Regions from separate parts of the Homo sapiens genome. Here all the other regions are linked to region 2. Evidence: chromatin loops called from intact Hi-C (ENCODE). Cell type or tissue: heart left ventricle. All regions are shown on one strand. Each heading gives the region's core, and the rest is flanking DNA. Links, peaks and the distances in the headings are about the cores only. Region 1 has its middle 26 kb from the start of MIRLET7A1HG. Region 2 holds the start of PTPDC1 (protein tyrosine phosphatase domain containing 1). Region 3 overlaps LINC02603 (long intergenic non-protein coding RNA 2603).

Region 1 (10,001 bases), core at 2,988-5,487, 58 kb after region 2:
AATTGTATCTGCAGAGTTCTTTTTCCAAATAAGGTCATATTCTCAGACCCTGGGTATTAAGACATGGGCATATTTTGGGGCAGGGGCTATGATTCAACTCACTACATCCATACACTGAAAACTACAAAATACTGCTGAAAGAAATTAAACTGACCTAAATAAATGGAGACATACACCTTGTCCATGAGTCAGAGGATTCAAGATTGTTAGAATGTCAACTTCCCCCCGTAATTGACCTATGTATTCATTGCAATGCTAATCAAAATTCAAGCTGGCTTTTCTTGTAGAAATTGACAAGCTAATTATAAAGTTCATGTGGAAAGGCAAAGGATTTAGAATGACCAAGACAACTTTGAAAAAGAACAAAATTGGAGGGCTAACACTACCTGATTTCAAGAACTATTATAAAACTACAGTAATCAATACTGAGTGGTTTTGGTATATAGATAGATTAATGGAACAGAATAAGGATTCTAGAAAAAGACCCATGCATATATGGACACATGATTTTTGACAAAGGTACAAAGGCAAAGGAGTAGAGAAAGGATAGTGATTTTTTGTTTTGTTTTGTTTGTAGATATGAGGGTCTCACTGGGTTGACTGGGCCAGGCTTGAACTCCTGCCCTCAACCATCCTCCCACGTTGGCCTCCCAAAGTGCTGGTATTACAATCGTGAGCCACCTCACCTGTCTGAGAAAAGATAGTCTTTCAACAAATGGTGCTGGGACAATTAGACATTTATAGATATATAAAAGAACTTGGATGTATATCGTTCACCATATTAAAAAATCAACTCAAAAAGGATCATAAACCTAAATGTAAAATCTAAAATTATAAAATTTTTAGAAGAAAACATGAGAGAAACATGTGTGGCCTTGGGTTAGCTCAAGATTTGTGAGATGCAACACCAAAAGTACAATCCATAAGAACAGGTTGGTAAATTGAACTACATCAAAATTTAAAGTTTGTTCCTCAAAAGACACTGAGAGAGAATGAAAACAAAAACAAAAACAAAAAAACTTAACTGCTCTATGAGAAGAACGAGAAGACAATCCACAGACTAGGAAAGAATCTTTGCAAAGCATATATCTGTTAAAGGACTTGCATCCAGACTATATGAAAGCTCTCAAAATTCAACAGTAAGAAAAAAAGAGCAGCCCAAACTTTTAAGAGTCCAAAAGATTTGAATAGACCAACAAAGATATACAGTTGATAAATAAACACATGAAAATAGGCACTATTAGTCATTAGAGAAATGCAAATTAAAACGTCATTAGCTTTAGAGAAATACACACTTTAGAATGGTTAAAATTTAAAAGACCGACCATACCAAGTGTTGATGAGGATATAATGAAATGGAAACTCTCATCCACTTCCAGTGGGAATATAAAATGGCCCAATCCATTTAGAAAATGGTTTGGCAATACCTTATATGATCCAGCCATTCTGTCAGAGGCATTTGAACCAGAGCCAACTCCATCCTGAATAGGAACTGGGTAAAATGAGGCTGAGACCTACTGGGCTGCATTCCCAGGAGGTTAAGGCATTCTAAGTCACAGGATGAGATAGGAGGTAGTCACAAAATATAGGTCATAAAGACCTTGCTGATAAAACAGGCTGCAGTAAAGAAGCTGGCTAAAACACCAAATCAAGATGGCAACAAGAGTGATCTCTGGTCACCCTCACTGCTACACTCCCACCTACACCATGACAGTTTACAAATGCCATGGCAATGTCAGAAAGTTACTCTATATGGTCTAAAAAGGGGAGGCATGAATAATCCACCCCTTGTTTAGCATATCATCAAGAAATAATCATAAAAATGGGCAACCAGTAGCCCTCAGGACTGCTCTGCCTATAGAGTAGCCATTCTTTTATTCCATTACTTTCTTAATAAACTTGCTTTCACTTTATGCACTGACCTCGAATTCTTTCTTGCGAGAGATCCAAGAACCCTTTCTTGGGGTCTGGATCAGGATCCCTTTCCAATAACAATTCCACTCCTAGGCATTTACCCAAAAGAAAAAAAATACATATATCCCTACAAAGACTTGTACATGAGTGTTCACAGCAGCTTTATGTGGAATAGCCAAAAACTGGAAATAACACAAACATCCATGAACAGGTGAACAGATAAACTAACTGTGGTTATAAAAATAGGTGAAATACTATCTAGCAATTTAAAAAGAATAAGTTATTAACACATACAACAGGAATGAATTTCAACCTAATTATGCTGAGTGAAAGACTCTAGACAAAAAAAGAATTATATACTTTGTAATTTCATTTATATGAAACTCTAGAAAATGCAAAGTAATCTGTAGTGACAGATAGCTGATCTGTGGTTGCCTGGAGGTGGGGAAGGGAGAGGAAGGAGGCATGATCATAACTGAAAAGCAGGTTAGTTGCTTGCCACACACAGTATCCAATTAACAAAGTGAGATCTGGTACAAAACAAGTGAATTTATTCCAAAGCTAGCTTATGGAAAGAGGCACAAGGCGCCGTGACTTTAAATGTGCTGCTTCACTTTTGGAGCAGAAAACTTTTATAAGGTAGGCCGTGGGCCGGGCGCAGTGGCTCATGCCTGTAATCCCAACACTTTGGGAGGCCGAGGCGGGTGGATCCCAAGGTCAGGAATCCGAGACCAGCCTGACCAACGTGGGAAAACCCCGTCTCTACTAAAAATACAAAAATTAGCTAGGCATGGTGGTGTGTTCTTGTAATCCCAGCTACTTGGGAGGCTGAGGCAGGAGAATTGCTTGAACCGGGACCCAGGAGGCGGAGGTTGCAGTGAGCTGAGATCACGCCTCTGCACTCCAGCCTGGGCGACAGAGTGAGACTCTGTCTCAAAAAAAAAAAAGAAAGGTAGGGGGTGAAGTGTGCATGGGCAGGGGGTCCCAATGCTAGCTTGGTGACTTATCTATCCAACAGTTGAGTTGGCACCTTCTTGGGCAAAAATAAGTTGTAAACGTGGCCACACCAGCATGCTTTTGACATGCCCTCTGCATGGGTACAAGTTCTGAGGCAATCCCCTGGAGGTGAGAGTTCCATGGGGTATGTTTCAGTCTGCAAATCAACTGTCAACTGTCTTGGAGCACATAGTTAGATGAATTTGCCTTGTAGGTAGTGTCTGGTGAGGGGAGGTGAAGATTATATTTGCATTTCTGAAGGCCAAAGTAGGAAGCAGGAAACAGAGAGGGAAAGAAAAAGAAATAAATAAGAGAATTTTTTTTTAAATTTAAACTATCTCTTGGCTGGGCAAGGTGGCTTATGCCTGTAATCCCAGCACTTTGGAAGACCAAGGCAGGCAGATCACTTGAGACCAGGAGTTCAAGACTACCCTGGCCAACATGGTGAAACCCCGTCTCAACTAAAAATACAAAAATTAGCCAGGCGAAGTGGCACATGCTTGTAGTCCCAGCTACTTGGGAAGCTGAGGCAGGAGAATCGCTTGAGCCCAGAAGGCGGAGGTTGCAGTGAGCTGAGATCGCGCCACTGCACTCCAGCCTGGGCAACACAGAGTGAGACTCTGTCTCAAATAAATAAATAACCGCCTGACCATCACCTGATGGTTGCCTGACATTCCCTCCCACCCCTGGAGGCCCTCTCCTGCCCTGCTCATGTCTGCCTGACTACCTACTGTAACATAATGATGGTGGTTTTCTCTGGGGAGGGCTCTGGGAAGGGTTGTTATATACAAGGGGAACTTGAGCTTTAACTATCATTTGAATTTTTATGGCACAAATGTGCCGACATATTAACTGTATTATTTTTTAAAGTTAGAAAAAATTTTCTAGCTCACAACTGAGTTCTGATGTTTGTTGATTCTGAATCTTCAGCAAACCTCTATGAGTTGTAATATTTTTACAGTAGGAGCTTTGTTTTTACAATCTAAAATATCTTTAAATGAACTGAAATTTATTTTTATTTAAAATGTTTTTCCTAAGAATTTCTAAAGGACTGTGTTTGGAAAAAATCTGCTTTTTAACAGATGTCTTACATTCCCTCCTCAGTCCTGTCTCTAAATATTACTTGGTAAAAGTAACACACTATTTTTCTAGACTCTGACTAATGCTTCTTTGGGTTTTTTTTTTTTTTTTTTTTTTTTGGCCACCGCCCATTCAGAACACAACCTCTATTACCAGATGTTTGTCTTCCTGCTTTCTATATTTAAAAGTCACAGATGAGATTTAGCTGGTATAGCCACATAGTTATTTTTTTGTCAACAGTTTAAAGTTTTGACAATCGGCATTGGCAAACTAATTTGAAGACCAAAACAAAAAAAATCTTGATTTAATTAAAGAGCTTAAGAAAGATTTCAGCCTGTCTGACTTCCGCAGGGCAGGCCAGGAGGTCAGAATGGCGCTCAGAAGTCCTCCTCCACAGGAATTCTAACCCGGAGCGCCTGCTGGCTACTGCCCAGAAACTGAGTCATGAAGAAACCCCACGTGTAAAATAATCCTTCAGGCAAATGGGAAACGGTACCTTAGAATGGACTGTATCAGAGCCATGGACTCAAGATTTGAATGAAATACAGAGCCAGCTAAGTTCCCTCCCGCTGGAGCCATTCATTCAGCACTTCATTATGGAGCATCTTAGAGTCCTTCCTGGGCTTAGGGACACAAATGGACCACGGGCTGCGTCGGCTCCTCAGCAGTTCAACTAAGTGGGGAGGCAAGCTCTGGGAACAGACTGCAGCCCCAGGCCAGATGGCTTCTTACCGGGAACATACCAGGTCATGTGAGGCCAAGAGCCCTCTGGGAAGGCAGAGAAGGCTCCACAGAGGAGGGGACATGACTCGTGGATTTGTATGCAGAAAATAGAGGGACAAGAATTCTGGACAACAAAACAATAGATACTAGCACTCCCGGCCTTTCATTCTGAAAAGCCAAATCATCCTTTGTCCACGGACTGTAGGGAGAGGTTGGGGTAGAAATAAAGTCAGTGAGTCATTCTGGTGGCAAATTTCAAACAGCCCCAACCCCCACTTTTTAAAACAGTCCACAAACAGGTGAGCAAGAGTAGCGCATTTCTTCTCTTTCTTTAAACCAACTCAGTGTAGACTTCAAGCCCCCATCTCTCCCCAGGCAGGTGAAATACCTGATCTCAGTCATGCCAGGCCTCCAAGAATGTGCCACGGTCCCAAGACCATCCGCAGCCCTACAGGTTGGGCCAGGTCCTCTGCTCCCCATCCCAGGGCCTGGGCTGTTGAGATGTGGAGCCTCTGGGGAGGGACCACTAGCAAAGCTGGAACACGTGTGTATTCTCTCTTTAAAGGATAGAAATGTGCCTAGAGGCCAGCATTTCCAAACATGCAGAGGGCCTCTCTCCAGCTGGGCCGGGGGTGAGAGCAACCCTGGCATTAAGCCTGTTCCCATTCCACCATCTGCATGGATGGCTCTGTCCGAGGTTTTTAACCACAGACATCCTGGTAATCGGGTTCCAGGAGTTCAGAGACCTGTCTTCTAATTTGGCATCCTCTCTTGACCCCAAGAAAATCACTTTTATCTTTCTCTTTGTGTGAAGTCAGCTGGCCACACCCCCAGCCATTCAATTTGTCTACAGATTCTTGGGCAAATGTCTTTCAGTTCCAACTCCCTGTCTCCAACCCTGGGTCAGTCTCTGGGTCTCTTTCCACTTCCCTCCACACCCCTCAGGGCCTGTCTAAAGACGCATCCTCCACATTCTTTCCCCACTTCCAAGTCCCATGGTTTCCCTGGCTTTGTCTGATAGGTACCAAAATGGGTCCCAGCTGGAGTCCAGCTTGTCCCCCACAGTGGGGGCCAATGTCGCATCATCCCGCACAGCACAGTCCCCTCACCTCTGAGACCTCACTTCTGCTGTGTTTCCACCCTTCCCCCGGTGACATCTGCCCTCCTGGCCCACTTCAGAGGAATTTTCTCCATGCACTTCCCCAGACCCCAGGCCAGTGACCTTCTCTTAGTCTGAGAACTTGGCAAATTCTTCTCCTCAGACAGCACTCACTTCCTGCAGTGAGCATGCTGCCCCAGACAACTGCGGGCTCCTGGGAGGCAAGGGTGGCTCAGGACAAAGATTTCCCCAGACCCGCAGAGCCCGCTGGTGTCCAAGGGGAGCAGAGGAGGAGAAGAATCTGCTACAAGGAGATTCTACAGGAGATTCTACAGTGTGGAGAAAATTGCAACGAGGCAAAACCACATCAGCATCATGAGCTACAGGCAGGAATGGAACAGGTTCCACAGAGTCAGGAAAGGGTCCACCTCCATTTAAGTCGGGCGGCCTCTGGACAGGGGCGCAGGGGTGTGGGGCAGACCTCCCCCTCTCTGCCCCCTCATTTGCCCCCCTGCCAGCCTGCGTGTCCCCTCCCTCGGTTGCGCTCCCACCACCTTTGCCCTTGTCCCTGAATCCCCAGGCATCTGGCCTCTCTGGAACCAGTCACTGGTCATGTCTGAGGTTCCAGGTCCCCTGCTCCCTCTGACCTCAGAAGCAGTGTAGACTTACTGCCCGCTCTCCTCCCTTGGCCCCTCTGGCTGTCTGACCCCTTTTCTGGGTCCTACTCCTCCTCCTGGCCCAACTGTCAGTGCTGCCCACACCCCTCACTGCCTCCTGGGGAGGGGTCACCCCACTGCGCCCATCCCTCCCAGCCGCTGTGGCCTGGGAGCTGGCATTCACCACCCAGAGCCAAACACAAGGCCCTGGAGCTTGTCCTGCCCCAGGGCCACCAGGATGAAGGCTGGCTGTCCTGCTGCCTCCTGTACCCTCTCTGTTTCATTTCCATCTGTAAAAGGCAGTGCCAAGAATGGTGGTTGTCAGAAGCTATGGGGAGCGGGAATGGGGAGTTGTTGTTCAATGGGGACAGAGTTTCAGTTTGAACTGAACCAATAAAAACGTTCTGGAGATGAATGGTGGTGTTGGTTGCACAATCATGTGAATGCATTTAATGCCACTGATCTGGACAATTAAAAATGGTGAGGATGGTAAATTTTATGTTATGCATATTTTACCAAAATTTTTTGTTTGTTTTTTTCGAGACAGAGTCTTGCTCCAACCTGTTGCCCAGGCTGGAATGCAGTGGCGCCATCGTGGCTCACTGCAACCTCCTCCTCCCAGATTTAAGCAATTCTCCTGCCTCAGCCTCTGCAGTAGCTGGGATTACAGGTGCCCACCACCACCCCTGGCTAATTTTTGTATTTTTAGTAGAGATGGGGTTTCACTCCACTGGCCAGGCTGGTCTCAAACTCCTGACCTCATGATCCTCCCACCTCGGCCTCCAAAAGTGCTGGGATTATAGGCTTGAGCCACTGCACCCAGCCTACCACAATATTTTTAAATGAGAAGAAAGAGCATTGCCCAATAGTGCCTACTTTGCACTGTTGCTTACTGATTAAATGGGATGATGTTTGCAGAATACTGAATGCAATGCCCGCATCCAATAACAGTTCAATAAATGACCTCTAAATTATCTCTAGATCTTCAGTCACAGTCTCCAGTTGCCTGCCAGACACTCCCACATACCCTTCATACCTCGTCTTGGGGCAAATGAAATGCCTGCTGGGGCTGACGCTGCCAAGAGCAGAGCCCAGACTGAATCCCACTCCCATTACCCCTCAGCCTGTTCTCCACACACAGAGGCCTGACAGAGGAAACAGGGGTGGGACGAGACAGGCCTGGGCAGTGCAGCTCCCAGAGTGGTCCCCACTTGGAAAGTGGGGTGCAGAAAATAAGAGTCAGGATTTAGAAAATCTATGCCAATCTGACAGTGTCTGATGAATAGAATAATTAAAGTTGGGTTTGTATTCTGGATGTCTTTTAAAAATATTTTTCCAGTAGTTTATCTTTACGTTATGAAAGTGTTGATCTGTGTTATATTAGAAATTTTTAAAAAGAGACCAGGCACCATGGCTCATGCCTGTAATCTCAGCACTTTGAGAGGCCAAAGTGGATGGATCACTTGAGGCCAGGAGTTCAAGACCAGCCTGGCCAACAAGGTGAAACCCTGTCTCTACTAAAAATACAAAAACCATCCGGGCGCGGTAGCAGGTGCCTGTAATCCCAGCTACTAGGGAGGCTGAGGCAGGAGAATCGCTTGAACCCAGGAGGTGGAGGTTGTAGTGAGCCAAGCTCGCACCATTGCATTCCAGCCTGGGTGACAAGAGCAAAACTCTGTCTCAAAAAAAAAGAAGAAGAAGAAGAAGAAAGAAAGAAAAAGAAATTTTTAAAAAGAACTAGGCCTTTACCATAGATAGTTTGAAAAGCCCCAAGCTAGGCTGTGCCAGGATAACAGATCAATTCCTAAATCTCAGTGGCTTAACCAACGATAGCCTGATTCTTGTTTGAATTCCCACGGGGTGGGCTAGGTGGCTCTCCCCAGGTCCAGAACCCAAGGCCTGGGGTTGCTGTGCAGGGGACAGTGGACAGAGGAGGCTGGAGCTTAACTGCCCACCTGCTGCTGTGTGTCCTAGGACCAGAAGGACCATACAGCCTGGCGGAGGCTGAGAAACACAGCACAGCCAGTGGATAGTGGGTGACAAGAGGGTCTGCCACCTTGTAGATCTGAACCTGGGCTCTGCTCCTGGGATCCGGGTTTCTGTAAAGGAGCTGGTCTTCACTGTCATTAGGTGCCTGAGTCTTAAAAGCAAAGGGCCATCTTTGGCCCTTGTCTGCCTGTTTTTGCAGGTCCTGCCTGCAGGCAGCCCCCAGCCCAGCCCCACAGCTTCCCATTTCCCGCAAACTATCAAGCACACACTGCATTTCTTCAGTGCCCAATAAACTGTGAACACTCTTGTTAAACCAGACTACTCACTATCTTCACATTTTCCAGCTCCCTGCCTTGGCTCCAAACAGTTGGTTTCCTGGAATCTACCTCTCCTCAGTCCTCTCCTTCATTCTTGCATGTCCAAGCACCACCCATCCTTCAAGCCTCAGCTCAAATGCCAAGTCTTCCAGGAAGGCTTGTGCACAAGCCAAGAATGAGCATTAGAACACCCAACTGATAGTGGCTTAAGTAACAGAGACGTTTATCTTACCAGAAGTCTCCAGCAAGGTGGTTCCAGGTTCTTTCAGCAGCTCGCTGATGTCAAGGTCAATGGTCTGGATCAGCATCTCTGCTGACCTTCAGGGCTTTACTTCTTGATCACAAGACAGCTGCAGTAGTGCCGTGATCATGTCGTTACACAACTGCAGTCAAGGCAGAAAGAAGGAGAGGCAGCAGGAAAAAAAAAAGGTGGGCAGTTTTCCTTTTCTATTATAGAAGGAAGCATTTCCTAGCAAACCTTCTAGCAAAATTCCCCTGACATCTCATTGGCGAATACTAGTCCATGTAGCCAAACCTGCCCTAAATGTTGGGGTATCTGGGATAGTATCTGGCCTGGGGGATGACCTTTACATAATGGTCTCATCCATCATGGACCTGTCTCAGGAGTTAAGAGCAGCCAGGGTGCTCCTAGCAAGACAGAAGGCAGCTGGGCGCAGTGGCTCATGCCTGTAATCACAGCACTTTGGGAGGCCAAGGTGGGTGGATCACTTATGGTCAGGAGTTCCAGCCTGGCCAACATGGTGAAATCCCATCTCTACTAAAAATACAAAAATTAACCAGGTGTGGTGGCAGGCACCTGTAATCCCAGATACTCAGGAGGCTGAGGCACAAGAATTATTTGAACCCAGAGGCAGAGGATGCAGTGAGCCGAGATTGCACCACTGCACTCCAGTCTGGGCAATAGAGCAAGACTCAGTATCAAAAAAAAAAAAAAGAAGGCAATGGCTCTAGTAGAGTCAGCAACAGACAGAGGCTGCCACACCTTCCCCATCCTTTCTGTTTCCACTTGCAAGTAGTCTTGTATTCTCTAAATGTTTACAGCTTCTTATCTCCCATGGCTCATAATATTTCCTACCTTTTCGTTATCAGTTAGGATTGCAAACCTGGCTTGCAGTGGCTTTGTTGTTCTCACATAACTATAGGTTGGAGAGAAGTGAGCATTGACATGGGTCCAGCAGTTCACTAATGTCAGCGTCCATATCTGTG
Region 2 (10,001 bases), core at 2,935-5,434:
ACAGAGGGACTGACAGCCACTAGTCAACTCATTAACATACAAAAAGATATCACCTTGGAGATTCCAAGGATTTCAGGAATTGTATGCCAAGAAACAGGGACCAAGACCAAATATGTATTTCACAGTATCCCAACAGTCAGTTCCCATTCCACTTTCACCCTAGTCCCCCTGGCAAACACTAATCTACTTTCTGTCCCTGTCAATTTGCCTCCTTGGGACATTTCATATAAATACATACTGTCTCTTCTAATTTGCCAGTGTCCTTTCTTTCACATGGATTCACATTAGTCTTGGGTAACTTGCTTTTAATCTGAAGAACCTCCTTTATATTTCTTACACGCTAAGTCTGCTAGCAACAAATTCTCTGCTTTTTGTTTACCTGGGAATTCCTTTATTTCCCCTTCATTTTTGACAGAAATCTTGCTGCATGTAAGATTCTTGATTGACAGCTTAATATTTAGCACTTTGAATATGTCGTTCCTCTACTTTCTGGTCTCCATGGTTTCTGATGAGAAGTAAACTTAATCTTTTTGAGGTTTCTTTGTACACAAGGAGTCATTTTTCTATTTGAGCATTTTTACTGTGATGTGTTTTAATGTGGATCTATTTGTATGTATCCTACTTAGAGTTTTTTGAACTTCTTGGATGTGTGGATTAATGTTTTTCATCAGATTTGGGAAGCTTTAAGCCATTATTTCTAAAAGTTTTTTCTACTCCTCTCTCAACTCTCTTTCTGTTCACTTATAGTAGGGTATATGTTGGTTCACTTAATGGTATTCCACATTTCTGTGAGGCTTTGTTCATTTTTTCATTTTTTATTCTCTGTGTTTTTCAGAGTGCATAATCTCTATCAGTCTTATCTTCAGGTTCTCTAATTCTTCCTTCTGCCACTTCAGATCCTCTGTTGAGCTGCTTGAGTGAATTTTTCATTGTTTTTGTACTTTTTAACTTCTGAATTTCCATTTGCTTCCTTTTTAAAATTCCCATCTCTTTATTGGTATTCTGTATCTGATGAAAGAAACATTGTCATCATAGCTTCTTTTACTTCTTTAAACATGGGTTCCTTTAGGACTTTGAATATATTTGTAATGGCTGCTTTGAAGGCTTTGGTATATCAGATGCCTGGCCTCTCTAACAGATAGTGTCTATTGACTACACTTTTTTCTGTGTATAGGTCATACTTTTTTCTTTCTTTCCATGTCTCATACTTTTTGTTGAAAACTGGACATTTTAGGTAATATTTTTTAGCACCTCTAGATACTCTTCCCTCCCCGGACTTGTTTTTGTTGTTATTTGCCTGTCTATTTGATCAGAGACTTGACTAGATCATCTTAGTGATGGACTAGTCTTTTTTTCTTCATAGTTTGAAGCCTCTGATGTGACTCCTAAGAGGGCATGGCCTTGGTCAAGCAAACGCAGTCACCCTGAGAAGACAGTGGTTTTTTTTTAGCAGGGCACTCTTTCCCTCTTCCACGAATGTCTCTGTTAGGCTGTCTCCCTCAGTTGTTAGCACACCAGCTGTTGGGTTCCACTAATTACCTGCTGATCATTCTGTTGTTTTTGACAAAGCCCTGGGTCATCTGTTGCCCTACAATCTGATCTAATTAAGTTTGGGTGGTGGCTGTTTTTGAGGTCAGTCTTGAGGTTTGATCATGCTCCATGAGAGGACTTAGTTGTCTCTTTCCTTGGTTCTCTCTGGCAAACTAGTGTGACTACAGTTCAGCTTATTGGTCTCATGAAGCTATGAGGTTACTCTTATTAATAACTGCTTAACCAAAACCTCCATTGTTTTTGAAAGCTTGAACTTTCCCATGCTGTGTTTCAGATAAAGATAGTTTTGTAGGGGGAGAGCTTCAGAATTCTCTGTTTTTAAGGCCTGCTTCTCCTTCTGGCTGAAGTCTACTAGCCATGTCTCTGGAGCTTGAGGCGGGGACAACAGCCCACTTCTCTGAGTGATCCCCCTACTTTGCAAGGTGAGCAGGAATGATAGCTTCTGGTCTTCTTGGCTTGCCTAAGTGTGGAATCTTTGACCTACAGATGAGGTGGAGCAGGGGCACTTGGGAGAAGCCAGCCAGGGTGAGGAGGAAATCCATATGGGAGAGCAGCCCAGCAGTGGCGAAGCCTGAGCCAGATAACACCTGTGTGGGAGAGTGACCTGGCCCAGGTTATTAGAACATTCCCAGGCATCAGAGCTTGGGTCAGGTTGGGAGGGCTCCATGTGGCAGGGTGACCCTACATGGAATATTGGAACATAGGCAGGATGAGGAGAGCATCTACCCAGGTGGGTGGCAGCAGCAGCTTGGCATAGGTGTTAAAGCCCAGATGGGATGAGAGAGGCATCCACATGGAGGAGGGAGCAGAGGTAGTGATGGGAGACTGGTTACATGTAGGGGGCTTGGTCAATTAGGTAAATATATTAAAGATTACTGTGCCCAGGCTTCTCACAGAGTTATAATTATAGGTACAGTTGTGGAAAGGGTGGAAATTAGAGGAACTCTGTGGTGTTGGCTTGGAATTGGTAGCATCAGGGTAAACTCTTGGTTTTCCATATGTATATATGCCTACATATGGGAATAAATATAGATGTAAAGTGTGATAATGTATGTGCCTGTGCATAATATCCATATTCTTTAGCACTGTCCACTGAGAGGGCCTGGCAGCAGTAACACTCTAATGGCAATGAGCATACCTAACACACAGACATTGGTTTCTAGATACCGTTCTTTACTAATAAATGCAAGGGCTTCCGAGTCTAATCATGAGGAAACTGCATGCCCAAATTGAGAGAGATTGCTACAAAATAACTGGCCTATACTCTTCAAAAGTGTCAAGGTCATCAAAGTCAAGGAAAGACTGAGGAACTTGTTCAAGTGTGAAATAGGTGAAAGAAACAGGACAACTAAATACAACATGTCGTTTTACTGTAAGGAACATTTTTGGAGTAATCAGTGAAGCTTGAATGAGGTCTGAGGAATAGAGGGCAAGTAGTAATATCTCAACCATAATTTCCTGATTTGGGGTAATTTTCAAGAATATCTTTGTGGGAAATATACACTAAATTATTTGGCGTAATGGGGCAGCATTTCTGCAAGTTACTCTAAAAAATTCAAGGGAAAATATTCTTTTTTTCTTTTTCTTTTTCTTTTTTTTTTTTTTTGAGACAGTCCCGCTCTGTCACCCAGACTAGAGTGCAGTGGTGCAATCTCAGCTCACTGCAACCTCTGCCTTCCAGGTGCAAGCAATTCTCCTGCCTCAGCCTTCCAAGTAGCTGGTACTACAGGCATGCGCCACTACACCCAGCCCATTTTTGTATTTTTAGTAGAGACTGGGTTTCACCATGTTGGCCAGGTGGGTTTCTAACTACTGACCTCAGGTGATCTGCCCTCCTCAGCCTCCCAAAGTGCTGGGATTACAGGCATGAGCCACCATGCCCAGCCAAGGAAAAATATTATTTGTAACTTTTGTAACTTTTCTGTAAGTTTGACATTGATTCAAAGTAAAAATATAAAATATTCTCAAAAATATATGGGCCAGGCATGGTGGCAGGCACCTGTCATATTGGCTACCAGAGAGGCTGAGGCAGGAAGATTGTTTGAGCCTAGGAATTCAAGGCTGCAGTGAGCTATGATCACGTCACTGCTCTCTAGCCTGTGTGACAGAGCAAGGTGCTGTCTTTAAAAAAAAATTAAAAATTAAAACTAAAGTGTTCGATTGTGTTGCATGCTGCTGCACAGTCAAATAGAAACTCTAAAAAGTCCACCTCAAAACAGATCATCGGAGGCCTTAGCAAGAGTGGTTTGATTTGAGAGTGGAGGCAGAGGCCAGAGCTGAGTAGGCTAAGGATGAGACCTGTGACACGTGGAGATGGCAGGTGTAGTCACCTTGGTTTGGAGGTTTAGCTATGAAGGGGAGAGAAGAAGGGCCCTCAGAAGAAGGGAAATTATAGTGAAAGATCTGGAAACAATTACATATACCTAGGAATGTTTGAAAAACAGAAATAGGGAAAGTCTTGGAAAAGTTCTGTCTTCGGATATTTGAAAATCTTTCAAGACAAAGAGAAGCTTTATTCTTTATTTTCAGTGGGAAGAACCAGAACCGATGTTTATAGAATGGATTTTAACTCAACACTAGAGAACATTTGAAGCCCAGCGTGTTGGCAGGCATCTGTAGTCCCAGCTACTCAAGAGGCTGAGGCAGGAGGAGCCCTCGAGCCCAAAAATTTGAGTGCAGCCTAAGCAACAAAGTGAGATTCCCATCTCTAAAGAAGGAAGGAAAGAAAACATTTGAGCTGTCTAACAGTGGAATAGTCAGTTCCCTTGTGAAAAGTGAGCCTCTTGTCACAAAAAGTAGAGAACACGAGGCTGGAAATTCAGCTGTACAGCAAATTCCTGGAAGTAACTCCTCCGTGGACTTAAGAATGCGGATAGGTGGGCCTCCCACGCCCACCAGGCACCCACTGCATTCTCAGCCTATTGTTCTATGACTTTAGGAAGCAATGATCCCTTTCTGAAATCTTGAGTATAGAAGGAAATTACTAGTTCTTGGTGTTCTAGATCTCACTTTTCAGTGTTTTACCTGCCCACTTATAGAAATTAAGGAAGAAAAGACTCAGTACTCACTGGTACATTTTAGTGGGTTTCTTTGTTGTGTTTATTGTAACTGATTTCATATTTGTCATGATCAGTATCTCATTTTGTTCCTTAAATATTATTCTAAATTTGGTTCTCGTGTCCAGAGGTGGGTACATTTCTTTTCATCTGCCTCATCAATGCAAGGTATATTCACAGCACCTCATTGTTGGGAACACTGAGCAAGCATGCAGAAAGGGCTGCTTTCACCTTGCAGAATCCTGTTTGCGTTAGGCTTGACTTCCTTAGACATTGACACAGGGTCACTGACTGTACGGTAACTGGGGTAAGCTCAGTCATTTTGTGTTTATTTGAGGTCAACCCAGGGCTCAAGATTTCACCACAGAGATTATTCTTGAGGTGATCTATAAACCATCCCTTCCTTAGCTTGGTCCAAATAAGTCCTACCCCTACCCCTTATCTAATGAAATTAGTTGTCATTTTTAGTGTAGTTGAAAGCAGTTACTTTTGACTTTTCTCTGTAGATGTCCTCAGATGCTGGTTCTCCAGGCCATGGACTTGTTTCTGCAGAGCTCACCACTCTTGTTTCTCAAGAGCTAAGTTAACATTCTGGAGTGCCACATACTCAGAAGCACAGACTTGCCCAGAAATCTTCTTAGACTCCCTCTTACACAGATAGCAAATACACAGCTCCTTAGTTTGAGCATTTAGGGCCTCCTGCCAGTAAGTTCATGTTCTTGTCATGCAGACCTCTGTGCAACTGCTGTTTCTGTGTTGCCCTTAGGGTCCTGAGGGCCTTGCCTAGAATAATCCTCATATAATTCCTCCGACAGGAAAGCTGTGCTTTCTTCCATGGCTGCATTCTAAATAACAAAGGCATGATACTATACATAGAGTAGGAATTTGGACACCAAATCGGGATTCTGTGTCCCTGTCTTATTCGACAAAAGTGCACATTACTGGGGAGATGGGGGCGGCATTTTAAAAGGAGCTTGGTATAGCATTAGTAATCGTTAAAAAAAAAAAAATAGAAAATAGCCTTATCTGTAGCAGTACAGTAGTTTGTTTCTGTGCACACACATCTGAAATACCACTTGTGCAGAGAGCTAGCGAGCAAGCGAGGGCGCAGCCTGACATTAACAAGGGAGGAGGCGGACAATGAGTACATTAGTGGTTGTTGCACTTTCTGTTTTCTTTATATCCTTTATCTTCAAGTTGCAACCTCCCCCTCATCTAGTTCCTTTAAAAATGTGATATTTAGTGATCTTTCTTTGTATGCCTCTGCCAAGACATTATTGAAGCTTCTTTTTTCCCTCACTGCAACAAAAGGCAGAGAATGGTGTTTTGAGTTTTTGAGAGGCATGGCTACTATAACTGTCCAACAGAGGCATAACTAAGAATTGGGTTTTTATATTCTGAAAATGAACACATGAAGTTAAATGTCTTCTGATAATATATCACCTCTAAAAATGTCTTTATTTGTTCTATCCAAGTATTTCTTTAATAGTTTTACCAAGAAAAAATAGAAGTGGTTTTGGTTATGAAAAATTGGATGATATTTTAATAATCTTGTAAGGTGTCCAGCATATCCCACTTTATTACAATTAACTTTTTTCTGCACTATTCAAACGAGGAGTAGAAAGGTAATTTTTTTCAAAATATCCAGAGACAGGTTGTGAACAGAATAACAGAATTTAAGCCTTTTAACATGTATGTAAAAGGCAGTTTTTGCATCAGGAAGACAGTTTTCTAAATTCACTACAGTATTTTGGGGAGTAATTCTTTGGTTAGATATTTTAAGTGCATTTGAGAAACAAAATTTAGTAATCAATATATTTAAAATTTATATTATTCTTCCCTATATTTGAACAATTTGTCCAAAATGCAATCTGTTCATATTGGATTTTGCCTGTTCAGATCTAAGTGGGAATCAGTAGTTTCTTTGTTTGTCGCCATGGAAACCAGTCAGCCAATCTGAATGGCTCTTAGATCATACAGAACGATGCAATGCTCCCTGCTCTCAGTGAAAGTTCCTCACTGAGTGAGTGGGGCTGACTCTTCCTGCCTCCGGCTCTTGCCTCCCAGTGCCATGCAGGTGCAGGATGCAACCAGGCGGCCCTCAGCCGTGCGCTTCCTCAGCTCCTTTCTCCAGGGCCGCCGGCACTCCACCTCAGACCCAGTACTGCGGCTGCAGCAGGCCCGGCGGGGCTCTGGCTTGGGCTCCGGCTCTGCCACGAAGCTGCTGTCCTCGTCCTCTCTCCAGGTGATGGTGGCTGTTTCCTCAGTCAGCCATGCAGAGGGAAACCCAACTTTCCCCGAAAGAAAAAGTAAAGGTCTCTTTCTTCTTATAGATTGCCATACCTATGTATATAAGTTTGAGGAATGGGAATCAGCTGTGTTGTGTTTATACCTTTTTAAATATTGGCAGTTTATTCTATATTATACTTTTTGCTGTCTGTTATGCTATTTTAGTGAATATATAAGAGGATATAAAATGATCAAATGTTTTGTGTTTTTTTATTAAAAATATAGGTTTGAACAAAACTCATTCTCTTGTAAAACATCTGCTTCTACAGTTTCTTCCTCCTAATTGCCAGTATGTGTGGAGATTATTATATGTGAAAGCTTTTTTACATTAAGAGATATATGTCACTTTGACAGGGAAACAGTTTTGTTTTCTTGACAAGATGAAGGTGATTTTGCACTGGCTTGTCATCTACCATCCTGAGATAAAATGGAAGCTATTTCCCATGTTACAATTTCATTTGGAGAGTGGAATTTTGAATTTTCCTTTCCTTATATGTTCTAGGAAATTTAGAACGTCCAACACCAAAGTACACAAAAGTAGGGGAGCGTTTACGGCATGTCATTCCTGGACACATGGCATGTTCCATGGCGTGTGGCGGTAGAGCTTGCAAGTATGAGAACCCAGCCCGCTGGAGTGAGCAGGAGCAAGCCATTAAGGGGGTTTACTCATCCTGGTGAGTGATCCTGTTGGTCTTTCATAGCTCTGTTGGATACAGGAAGGACACTCTGTGTGAGCCAGGAGCCCTGAAGTGTGGGAGGAGCAGTGTGGGACTTTGAAGTCAGGACCTCACTTTGCCAGTCAGTTCTGGCTTTGCCTTAGCTGTGTGATCTTGGCCTATTGACCCTCAGTTTCTTTATCTGTAAGGTGGAAATAATAAAACCAAAACCATAGGGTTTTTTAATTAAGTGAAATGATATATATAAAGTGTATTGAAGAAATGGATAATTAGATAGCTCTTAAATTTCAGAAATGTTTAGAAATAATAAAACTTCAGCTATAAATTTGAGAAAATTATGATGTACATGTGTAATTTTTCAGTTTCATGTAGGTAAGCTTTAGCTTTTATGTTATTCCTATATTCTATATGAAAGGTCACATTTTCATACAAATACCCTTCAGTCTACCCTAATAAAAGTGGTACAAGTTGTCAGCTCAGTAGAAAACATAAGATATTTGCTTTTTTTATGGTGTATAAGTGAAATTAATATTGTTCTTTAATCATACTGCTTTTTATTAAACAGTAAACTAGTCAAATACACCTTTTTGATGTAGTAACATCTGAAAAATTCTGATAAATCACATTTGAAGCATACTTAGAGGAATTCACTGTTTAATTCTAGTAGTGAATTATTTTATACATCAAGAACCCATTTTTCAATTAGATATTTGTCAACTGGCTTATCCAGCTTACAACCTGTACTTTTTCATATTGGATTTGCTCAGTACATCTGTAGTGATATAGTCTGGGGTCCACTGTCATTATTGTTCACCACAGGTCATATTCTGGTCCATCACTATCATACTAATAGTATGAAGAAGGAAACATTCATAGTCAGACAAGAAAATTTCTAATAATGTAGCTTAGGTCATTTGCATATTTTTGCTTTATTGCTGACTAAATCATGTGAGTCTTTTTCACCTCTGCTGCTTTCACGTTACATCCCCCTTCATCTTACACTAATTATCACTGGGGGTCCAAACTTTTGGGTCCCATGTTAAACCATATGCCTTCTTTCAGAGGGAAAGGTGTCATTTTGGATCCTGCCCTGACAGTCTCTGTTATTCCCCTGAGATTCATGTGACCCACGACTTCCAACAGACTTACCTTATATATCTCATCAGGCCACTGATGAGAAATTTGAACAGAACAGAGTGAAGCCAGAGCCCAGAGGCCTGACAAGAGTAATAGTCATTTATTGGGCGTCTGCCCACTCATTCATTCAGTAAATATCCATTTGGCTGTAGGCCAGTCAGTGTGCTAGATGCTTTCATACTATTATCTTTTATCTTCATAAAACTCTTGTGAGCTGTTAATGCCATTTTATCAATGAAAGAATTGAGTTCCAGAGAGACCAAGTAATTTGCTACCAAGCTAGAAAGTAGAAGAGCCAGCATTTGAAACCAAGCCCAACTGACTCTGGAGCCCATATTTGTCACCAAATTACAGTAACTCAGTATTTATTCATAACTGCATGTCAGGATTTGTGCCAAAGACTTTACATCCACATCATATTGAATTCTCACACCAACCCTGTGAGACAGGCATTATTATCCCCATTTAACACCTTGTAACTAAGATTCAGATAGTTGAATAACAAAATATCTCCCAGTTGGCCCTCCTCATGTAAGTCACTACCCATTGAGTAACAATCCAGACTGTTACCTTCACCACCAGCTGAGTTTTCTCCATCATGTCCACTAAAATCTCTTGAGAGTTCTTGAAAATACTTTGCTGGAATCCACAAATAATTTATGTCTTGGAATTTTTTCCAGGGATTTAAGAAGCTAGAGTTTCTTAGAGCTCTAATCATCCAAAATTGAAGCCAGATTTGTATAAGAATATTCTTACACGGGTGCACCAAAATCTCAAAATTCACCACTAAATAACTCATCTATGTAACCTGAAATAATCTGTACCCCAAAAACTATTGAAATTTTAAAAATTAACCTAAAGAGAAAAAAAGCAAAGTATCTAACAGTGCCTTTACTAGACTACCTTTTGTACAAGAAAAAGCAGATAAATAAGAATAAATATTCATATTTGCTTATATTTGCAAAAATAAACACTAAGATGGTAAACATGAAGTTAATACAAATGATTACATATGGGGAACAAACTGAATGGAGTGGATGAAAACGGTTGAGAGCAAACATTTTAGTGCATACCTTTTTGTATTGTTTTGATTTTATTGAACCATGAAACTGTATTATCTGTTCAAATAAAATTTATACACAAAAAAGAATATTCTAACAGAGTTGTTGAAATCATAGAAAAAATCATCTCTCAGGACTGGAACATCTCTTTGGACTGGAACTTCCTAGGTTTCAGCACATCTCACCAGTCCCTCCACCTATTTGCAGGGTCACTGATAATATACTGGCCA
Region 3 (10,001 bases), core at 3,054-5,553, 130 kb after region 2:
TGCCTCAGTTTCCCAAAGTGGTTGTACCATTTTCAGTTCTCACCAATTGTATATCAGAGTTCTAGTTCCTCTACGTCCTTGACAACAAAAAATATGGTTAGTTTTTAATTTTAACCATTACAATAGGTGTTTACTGGTATCCCATTGTGGTTTTTATTTGCATTTCCCTAATAAATAATTGTATTGAGCTTTTATACACGTGCTTATTTGCCATCCAAATATCTTATTTGTTAAAATTTTGCTTACATCTTTTGTTTACTTTAAAAATAAGTTGTTAGTATTCTTGTTACTGTTAAACTATATAAAGAGTTCTTTCTATATTTGGGATATAAGTTCTTTATCAGATATCTGCTTTGCAAATATTTCTTTCCAGCCAATGGTTAGCCTTTTTCATTGTCTGCACAGTGTCTTTTGAAAATCAGAAGTTTTAATTTTGATGAAGACTAATTTATCAATTAGTTCTTTTATGGATCATGCTTTTGGTGTTTTATCTAAGAAACCTTTGCCTGGCCAGGCGTGGTAGCTCACGCCTGTAATCCCAGCATTTTGAGAGGCCAAGACTGATGGATCACCTTAGGTCAGAAGTTCCAGACCAGCCTGGCCAACATGGTGAAACGATGTCTCTACTAAAAATACAAAAAATTAGCCGGGCGTGGTGGCAGGCGCCTGTAGTCCCAGCTACTCGGAAGGCTGAGGCAGGAGAATGACGTGAACCTGGGGGAGGCGGAGCTTGCAGTGAGCCAAGATTGCGCCACGGCACTCCAGCCTGGGCGACAGAGCGAGACTCCGTCTCAAAAAAAAACAACAACAACAAAAAAGAAAAACAAGAACCTTTGTCTAACTTAAGGTCACAAAGATTTTCTCCTGTGTTTTGTACGTTTTGTATTGTTGTTTCTTAAACTTTTTATTTTAACATAACTGTAGATTAACATACAGCTGTGAAATAATACAGATAGATCACATATACCCTTTATGCATTTTTTCCAGTAGTAACATCTTGTATAACTGTAAGAACAGTATCACAACTAGGAAATTGACATTGATACAATCCTCCACTATTATTTAGATCTCAAGAGCTTTACATTTGTGTGTGTGTGTAGTTCTGTGTGATTTTGTCATATGTGTGGATTTATGTGACCAGCACCACAGTCAAGATATAAAACAGTTTTATCAGAAGGATCATTTATGCTAACCTTTTCTAGCCACAACTACCTTCCTTCCTTCCCTATCCCTAATCCCTGGTTACAATTAATCTGATATACATCTCCATGATTTTAGTATTTCAACAGTTTTATATAAATGGAATCATGTAGTACGTAACATTTTGTGGTTGGCTTTTTTCTCTTGGCATAATTATCCCCATTTTCCACTAAGCCTCCCCTTTTGTTTAAGCTGGGTAGAGTCTGGTAAACCTCATTGCAACCCCAAGTGTTCTGATTGATAGGGCAACGGGAAAAGCCTCAGGGAAACATTAGGCAGGAAATGGCACTGCCTTCTACAAGAAATGCCTTAGTTTCTTTACTTGCAAAATGGAGATAAAATTATGTGCCCTGTCTGCTTCACAAGTCTCTTGGGAGATTCTTCTGGAATAATGAATGTGAATGAGCTCTGTAAAATGTACATTGGCATGTACCTGTTATTACTAACGATAAAAGTTTTGTTTATTTGTACTGCCTCATTGTCTATGGAACCCAGGTCTTCTCCCCTTTGGTACTTCAACTTTCTGGTTTGGGCCCATCTTTTCTCACCTGGGGCTTTCTATGTGCTAGATAGCCTGACTCGGCACTTTAGGCATCTGTGCTATCCCTATCACAAATATGGTCTATGAATTCCTGACTCCAGCTCTTACTAGCTTTGTAGTGTTGGAGAAATAATATAACATCCCTAAATCTCAGTTTCTTTATTTGTAAACTGGAGATAAAAATAGTATATAACTCCATAAGGGTTGTTGTGAGAAATGCCATGCTTATGGTATGTGCCTGGCACACCGGAAGTTACTTGCCCAAGGCCACATGGTCAGTATACATCAGAGCTTGGCTAGAGTCCAAGTCTGTGATGCCAAAGATATCATTCAGGATCACTGAATTCTGTGGTCTTTCAATAGCTTACTTGAGTTTTCTGCCTCACCTTGGTTACATACTCCACAAGATGCCAAGAGAACTGAGTTACTTAAATAATTAAAAACAAAATAAAACAAAACACCATGCTTTTAAGGTCTCTCCCTTGTCCAAAGACCTTTGTTTGGTTATCAATGCCAGGGACTCTCTCTACCACTCCAGATTAATTATGCTAACATTCAAGCCTCCTAACAGTGCTAGACAAAACTTATGTGTCAAATATGCCTCACTGCTATGTTTAGCCCACGAGTGCCCTGGCTGTGCCTGGAATTCTGAGCACATACAAAGATGGAGAGGGCTATTGATAGATTGGGTGGTAGAGGGCATTTCCCAGGGGGAAAATAATGGGGGTGAAGACCAGGGGACAGGTAAGCATGATGGTGTATATGGGAAAAAGGAAACAGTCCATCTAACAGCATGTTGGGTACACAAAAAGGGGGAGTTGAAGATGAGACTGGAACATTAGCTGGACTGTGTAGGCCATGAGTGTGGGTCTAAGATGCCTACTTCCTGTTTAATAGGCAATTAGGAATCCTCGGACATGATGTCAGAGCTAAGGACATGGCCACCTGTGCCCCTGCAGGACATCTTGGCTCAGTTTTCACTCAGACTGTCTCAGGGTTTCCATAGTTAGTCTGGGGTAGACTCTCAGCACTCCCACCCCATGTCCTTCCCCTCATGGTCTCTGGGAGGCCCAGCCTCACTCACTATCAGAAGAGTGCTATCAGCAGTCTCATACCACTGAGATGCTGCAACCTGAAGACCAGAGAAAGCTTCTGGAATGCAACATGACCACAAGATCTCATTCTCTCCGCTTGTCTACATGGAAATCTCTATGCCTCATAGCTGTAAAATGGAGATAACAGCACCTGCTTTAGAGGAGTGCTATGTGGATTAAGTAAGATAATGTAAGAAGAGTGCATAGCATAGGCACTAATCTGCCCTGGCCTTCCCTCCAGCACATTCCATACACAGACTTGTCCAGTGTGTGGGCATCACCTGAGAAGTAGCCACTCAGTTTATGTCTTTCAGAAAACACAAACAATCCGTGGTCACAGAACAGAGATAACTGGTGATTCAGATTTCCAGTACATTAGAAGGCACCTGCGAAGGTACTTCCCTTCGCCTCCTGGGAGCCATCAGTGAGCTCTCCAGGAGAGCAGTATGATGCAGAGAAAGAAACAAAGGAGATGCAGATAGTCATGTTTCTCCTCATTCACGGGGTGAACTTGGGCAGCACCTCCCTTTCTCTGATCCTCAGTTGCTTTGTTGAAATAGGGTTGATGTGAGGGGCCAGTGAGATAATGCAGGTAAAGTGCTGCATGGTGGCCAGCACTATTAGCTCCTGATGGGGGCTGATTCTCCCACGTGGGTGCCTGTGAGACTCAACTAAGGGGAGGAGCAGTCAGGATGGTCAGAAGCTCCCTTGTTGCTTTCTAGGCCCTTGCTGTGACCCATCCCTCTGGGACTGGCTCTGTTGTAAGGGTAAAGAAGTTCTGTGACATCCATGTGCCATGTCACTTTCCACCTGGTAGCAGAGGCAGGCACATCAGCTCCTTGGCTCTGTGCTGGTTCTGCTGGAAGGTTTTATAAGAGCACACTGTCCAGTAGAAATGTAGTGTGAGCTGCATGTGTAAGTTTAAGTTTTCTGGTAATTACGTTAAAAAGAATAAAAAGCAGGTGAAAATAATTGTAATATATTTATTTTATTTAACCCAATAGAGGTTGAGTATTCCTAATCTGAAAGTCTAAAATTCAAAATGCACCAAAACCCAAAATGGGCATTGACATGATGCTCAAAGGATATGCTCACTGGAGCATTTCAGATTTTGGATATTGGGATTAGGATGCTCAACCAGTAAGTATAATGTTAATGTGTCAAGCCCCCCGCTCCCCACCCCCCGCAAAAAATCAGAAATTTGAAACATTTCTGGTCCCAAGCATAGAAAAGAGATACTCAACCCATATATTCAAAATATTATCATTATAATATGTAATCAATATTAAAACATTAATGAGTTTTTTTATATGAAGTCTTCAAAGTACCATGTGTGTCATAAACACATCATGGAAAATAGTCTTAATTAGGACAAGTCACATTTCAAGAACTCAAATAGCCATTACTATGTGGCGGCTGATAGCTTCCTCATTGGAGAGTTTATGGCTTAGACTCGGCTTCCTGGAAACAGAGCCATGCTGCCATCTGGTGGTTACTTTGTCAAATAACTCCTCAGGCATCCACCCTGGGCTGGCCCCGTCGAGGTCAATGAAGACAGAAGTTACATCCTTCCCGCCCTTCGGTGCCCTCAACCTAGAGTTCAGAGCAAAGGATGCAAAGTCCCGGAAGAGAAGCCTATCTACATGCCCTGAGATTTGAAAGTGAAAAGGCTGTAACATGAGGAAATCTTTCACAGATGTGGAGATGAGAAGGGGAAATCACCAGCTTGGGGTCATGTGATAAATTCGTAGCTGCCCTGAGGTGAGGACAGCCTTGGCCCAGCCACCAGAGTATCGTACCTAGACCGAGGCAATTGCCTAGAAAATATTGGGGATTTTTTCGTTGTTTTTTGTTTGTTTGTTTTTTTACAAAGTAATGAATCCATTCACGTTTCAAAATGCAAAAGCAGAGTTTCCCATCCCCACGAATCCTAACTACCCAGTTCCCCTTTAGTGAGGCATCACAGGTAATGCTGTGATAAGCTTGTACACTTTATTATTATTATTTTGAGACAGAGTCTTAAGGCTGGAGTGCAGTGGCGTTGATAGAGACAGGAGGCAGCCAAGGCACGCCCCCACCCTCGGACCCCCGACACCCACCTTTAAGGCTGAAAAACCAGACTGCCGGTCCAGATGAAGCCCGCCCTTTGCCCTACTGACTCTTTCTGAATACTGCCCACCTGCGAACTGGGAGGACTGGGTGGGGCCTCGGGAAGTTAACACCGTTTGTAGCAGGAGGGGCCTGGCCTCTGCTGTTCCTGTGTGGTAACCTGGGATTCAATCAGTCAGGTGGAGAGCCTGTTAGCAGGACTCCATCTCACTTTACTGAGTTGTTTTTCCTTTCTGCCCAATAAATTCCATTCCCCCTCACCCTTCAAAGTGTCTGTGAGCCTAATCGTTCCTGGTCGTGTGACAAGAACCTGGTTTGTCCTACAACAGCGTGATCACAGCTCACTGCAGCCTCGACCTCCTAAGCTCAAGGGATCCTCCCACCTCAGCCTCCTGGGTAGTTGGGATACAGGCATGAGCCACCACACGTGGCTAATTTTTGGTATTTTATGTAGAGACAGTTTCACCATGTTGCCTAGGCTACTCTCAAACTCCTGGGCTCAAGCAATCTCCCCTCCTTGGCCTCCCAAAATGTTGGGATTACAGGCATGAGCCACCATGCCCAGCCCCACATATTATTTTTACATGTGCAAGTATATCCATAGACTATACGGGTATACTATTCAAGAATAGTTTCTTGAAATGGAGTTGTTGGGCCCAAGGATATGTGCCTATGTAATTTTGATAGATAAAGAATATCTTTTTTAAAAATCAGCTTTTAAAGATACAATCTACATATAAAAATTCACTATTTTAAGTGTACAGTTTGACAAATGTGTATAGTTCTGTAACCACCACCACGATCATGATGTAGAACATTGCCATCACTCCAGGAAGTTCCCTAGTGGTCCTTAGCAGTTAATTTCCCCACTCCCACCTCAGCCTCTGACAACTACTGATCTGGATTCTGCCCTTATAATTATAGTGGCCTTTTCCAGAATATCATAGAAATGCAATAGAATGTAATCTTTTCTGTCTGGATATTTTCACTTTGCATATAGATCATGCAGTTCATCCATATTGTTGCATGTATGATGTATCAAAGTACAGCAGATCCTTGAATAATATTTTGTCGAACATTGTTTTACTATAATGTTGACGAGAAAAAAAAAATCAATTCCCTGCTGAGGCCACTGTCTGTGTGATGTTTGCACATTTTCCCCACGCCTGGATTGATTTTCTCTGAGTATTCCAGATTACTCCCACATCCCCAAAGATGTACACGCTAGGTTAATTGTTACATCTACATGGTCCCAGTGTGAGTGAGCTTGGGTGTATGAGTGTGGCTCAGGATGGGACGGCATCCTGTCTGGAGTTGGCTCCCGCCTTGCACTCTGAGCTGCTGGGATAGGTTCCAGCCACCTGCAACCCTGAACTGGAATAAGCAGGTTGGAAAGTGGATGAATGAGTGAATACAAATTATTGTTAAAAGAATTTCTGTAAAGTATATGATAATCCTACAATGCATGACATCAAAGAAAACAGTCTGAAAGCTCTCAGCAAGCCCTCTGTATTTGTGATTGTTTTTGAACTGCATGGTCGTAGGAGATGCTCCTGATAATTTTTGCTTTGCAAACATTTATTCTTTGATTCAATCCACCACCACTATGAACACTGTCACTTACTGATTCACCAAAAGTTGTGTAAATAATGATCTTACTTGTTTTTATTAATCTTTCTCAAATGTATGTATAGCTCACTTCTATTTCAATGTTTAATATTAGAAGTATTTGAAGTCTTTATTTAGATATTTCATGATGTTTTAATGACAGAAATATGCCATAGGAACTTAACTCTTATATACATCAATTAGCCTATGGTAAAATTGGTTTCATTATATGTCATTTCACTTAAAGTTGTTATTTCCAAGAACCTATTGATGTTAAGTGAGGACTTTCTGCAATACCTTTTTTAAATTGTTAAGTGATATCATATTCTATAGATATATCAGTTTATCTGTTTACCAGGTGATGGACATTTTGTTTCCAGTTTGGGATTTCTATGAATAAAGCTTCTATGAACATTCAAGTATTTTTTTTTCCCCCCGAGACGGAGTTTCGCCCTTTTTACCCAGCCTGGAGTGCAATGGCATAATCTTGGCTTACTGCAACCTCTGCCTCCTGGGTTCAGGCGATTCTCCTGCCTCAGCCTCCCTGGTAGCTGGGATTACAGGCATGCACTACCATGCCTGGCTAATTTTTGCATTTTTAGTAGAAACGGGGTTTCACCATGTTGGTCAGGCTGGTCTGGAACTCCTGACCTCAGGTGATCTGCCCGCCTCAGCCTCCCAAATTGCTGGGATTAAAGGCGTGAGACACTGCGCCCAGCCAAACATTTGTCTTTAAAGTTTCCTTTCTCCTGAGAAAATACCTAGAAGTGGAATTTCTGGGTCAAATGAGAAGTGAATGTTTAGCTTTGTAAGAAACTGCCAGAGGTTCCAAGATGGCCAAATAGGAACAGCTCCAGTCTACAGCTCCTAGTATGAGCGATGCAGAAGATGGGTGATTTCTGCATTTCCAACTGAGGTACTGGGTTCATCTCACTGCGGCTTTTTGGACAGTGGGTGCAGGACAGTGAGTGCAGCCCACGGAGTGTGAGCTGAAGCAGGGTGAGGCGTTGCCTCACCAAGGAAGCACAAGGGGTCAGGGAATTCCCTTTCCTAGCCAAGGGAAGCTGTGACAGACGGCACCTGGAAAAATTGGGACACTCCCACCCTAATACTTTGCTTTTCTAACGGTCTTAGAAAATGGCACACCAGGAGATTATATCCCGCACATGGCTTGGAGGGTCCCACGCCCACAGAGCCTCGCTTACTGCTAGCACAACAGTATGAGATCAAACTGCAAGGCAGCAATGAGGCTTGGGGAGGGGCACCTGCCATTGCTGAGGCTTGAGTAGGTAAACAAAGCGGCCGGGAAGCTCTAACTGGGTGCAGCCCACTGAAGCTCAAGGAGGCCTGCCTGCCTCTGTAGACTCCACCTCTGGGGGCAGGGCATAGCTGAACAAAAAGCAGCAGAAACTTCTGCAGACTTAAAAGTCCCTGTCTGACAGCTTTGAAGAGAGTAGTGGTTCTCCCAGCATGGAGTTTGAGATCTGAGAATGGACAGACTGCCTCCTCAAGTGGGTCCCTGACCCCCGAGTAGTCTAACTGGGAGGAACCTCCCAGTAGGGGTTGACCAACACCTCATACAGTCGGGTGCCCCTCTGAGATGAAGCTTCTAGAGGAACGATCAGACAGCAACATTTGCTGTTCTGCAGTATTTGCTGTTCTGCAGCCTCTGCTGGTGATACCCAGGCAAACAGGGTCTGGAGTGAGCCTCCAGCAAACTCCAACAGACCTGCAGCTGAGGGTCCTGACTGTTAGAAGGAAAACTAACAAACAGAAAGGACATACACACAAAAACCCCATCTGTATGTCACCATCATCAAAGACCAAAGGTAGATAAAACCACAAAGATGGGGAGAAACCAAAGCAGAAAAGCTGAAAATTCAAAAAATTAGAGCACCTCCTCTCCTCCAAAGGAACGCAGTTCCTTGCCAGCAATGGAGCAAAGCTGGATGGAGAATGACTTTGACAAGTTGAGAGAAGAAGGCTTCAGATGATCAGTAATAACAAACTTCTCTGAGCTAAAGGAGGATGTTCGAACCCATCGCAAATAAGTTAAAACCCTTGAAAAAAGATTAGACGAATGGCTAACTAGAATAAACAGTGTAGAGAAGTCCTTAAATGACCTGATGGAGCTGAGAACCATGGCAGGAGAACTATGTGATGCATGCACAAGCTTCAGTAGCCAATTCCATCAACTGGAAGAAAGGGTATCAGTGAATGAAGATCAGATGAATGAAATGAAGCGAGAAGAGAAGTTTAGAGAAAAAAGAGTAAAAAGAAATGAACAAAGCCTCCAAGAAATATGGGACTATGTGAAAAGACCAAATCTATGTCTCATTGGTGTACCTGAAAGTGACGGGGAGAATGGAACAAAGTTGGAAAACGCTCTGCAGGATATTATCCAGGAGAACTTCCCCAATCTAGCAAGGCAGGCCAACATTCAAATTCAGGAAATACAGAGAACTCCACAAAGATACTTCTTGAGAAGAGCAACTCCAAGATACATAATTGTCAGATTCACCAAAGTTTAAATGAAGGAAAAAATGTTAAGGGCAGCCAGAGAGAAAGGTTGGGTTACCCACAAAGGGAAGCCCATCAGACTAACAGCAGATCTCTTGGCAGAAACTCTACAAGCCAGAAGAGAGTGGGGGCCGATATTCAACATTCTTGAAGAAAAGAATTTTCAACCCAGAATTTCATATCCAGCCAAACTAAGCTTCATAAGTGAAGGAGAAATAAAATCCTTTACAGACAAGCAAATGCTGAGAGATTTTGTCACCACCAGGCGTGCCTTACAAGGGCTCCTGAAGGAAGCACTAAACATGAAAAGGAACAACCGGTACCAGCCACTGCAAAAACATGCCAAATTGTAAAGACCATCAATGCTAGGAAGAAACTGCATCAACTAACGAGCAAAATAACCAGCTAACATCATAACGACAGGATCAAATTCACACATAAGAATATTAACCTTAAATGTAAATGGGCTAAATGCTCCAATTAAAAGACACAGACTGGCAAATTGGATAAAGAGTCAAGACCCATCAGTGTGCTATATTCAGGAGACCCATCTCACGTGTGGAGACACACATAGTCTCAAAATAAAGGGATGGAGGAAGATCTACCAAATGGAAAAAAAAAAAAAAAAAAGCAGGGGTTGCAATCCTAGTCTCTGATAAAACAGACTTTAAAACAACAAAGATCTAAAGAGACAGAGAAGGCCATTACATAATGGTAAAGGGATCAATTCAACAAGAAGAGCTAACTAACCTAAACATATATGCACCCAATACAGGAGCACCCAGATTCATAAAGCGAGTCCTTGGAGACCTACAAAGAGACTTAGACTCCCACACAATAATAATGGGAGACTTTAACACCCCACTGTCAACATTAGACAGATCAATGAGACAGAAAGTTAACAAGGATATCCAGGAATTGAACTCAGC

Evidence for each region. Hi-C counts contacts between places; a loop is a spot of excess contacts. Peaks named below come from ENCODE experiments on the same cell type or tissue, not always from the same donor. Only the 100,000 strongest peaks of a DNase experiment are listed, where the experiment ranks them.
Region 1: a loop joins it to region 2, with 5 times the contacts of the local background. A loop is called at or near these places in 17 of 110 quality-filtered maps.
Region 3: it touches region 2 in a loop (3-fold over the local background); 2 of 110 quality-filtered maps call a loop at or near these places.

What each region holds. Positions count from the first base shown.
Region 1 is chr9:94,135,664-94,145,664 of GRCh38, forward strand. No RefSeq gene overlaps it. Among named protein-coding and RNA genes, the nearest start is that of MIRLET7A1HG, 26 kb to the right of the region's middle. RefSeq lists an enhancer at 5,439-5,608. In heart left ventricle, for the core only: no CTCF peak of the experiment used is centred there; DNase peaks (open chromatin) are centred at 4,398, 4,698 and 5,218; H3K4me3 peaks cover 397 bases; H3K27ac peaks cover 2,500 bases.
Region 2 is chr9:94,077,853-94,087,853 of GRCh38, forward strand. PTPDC1 (protein tyrosine phosphatase domain containing 1) reads left to right here and starts at 6,612. Exons shown (of 9, transcript NM_001253829.2): 1 at 6,612-6,922; 2 at 7,399-7,570; 3 at 9,979-10,001. The coding sequence starts at 6,679. RefSeq lists a silencer at 6,535-6,829. In heart left ventricle, for the core only: a CTCF peak has its summit at 4,199; no DNase peak of the experiment used is centred there; H3K4me3 peaks cover 161 bases; H3K27ac peaks cover 1,696 bases.
Region 3 is chr9:94,209,367-94,219,367 of GRCh38, forward strand. The region is part of intron 1 of LINC02603 (long intergenic non-protein coding RNA 2603); the gene reads right to left. Among named protein-coding and RNA genes, the nearest start is that of MIRLET7D, 36 kb to the left of the region's middle. RefSeq lists an enhancer at 3,033-3,595. In heart left ventricle, for the core only: a CTCF peak has its summit at 4,336 (motif pointing left); a DNase peak (open chromatin) is centred at 4,365.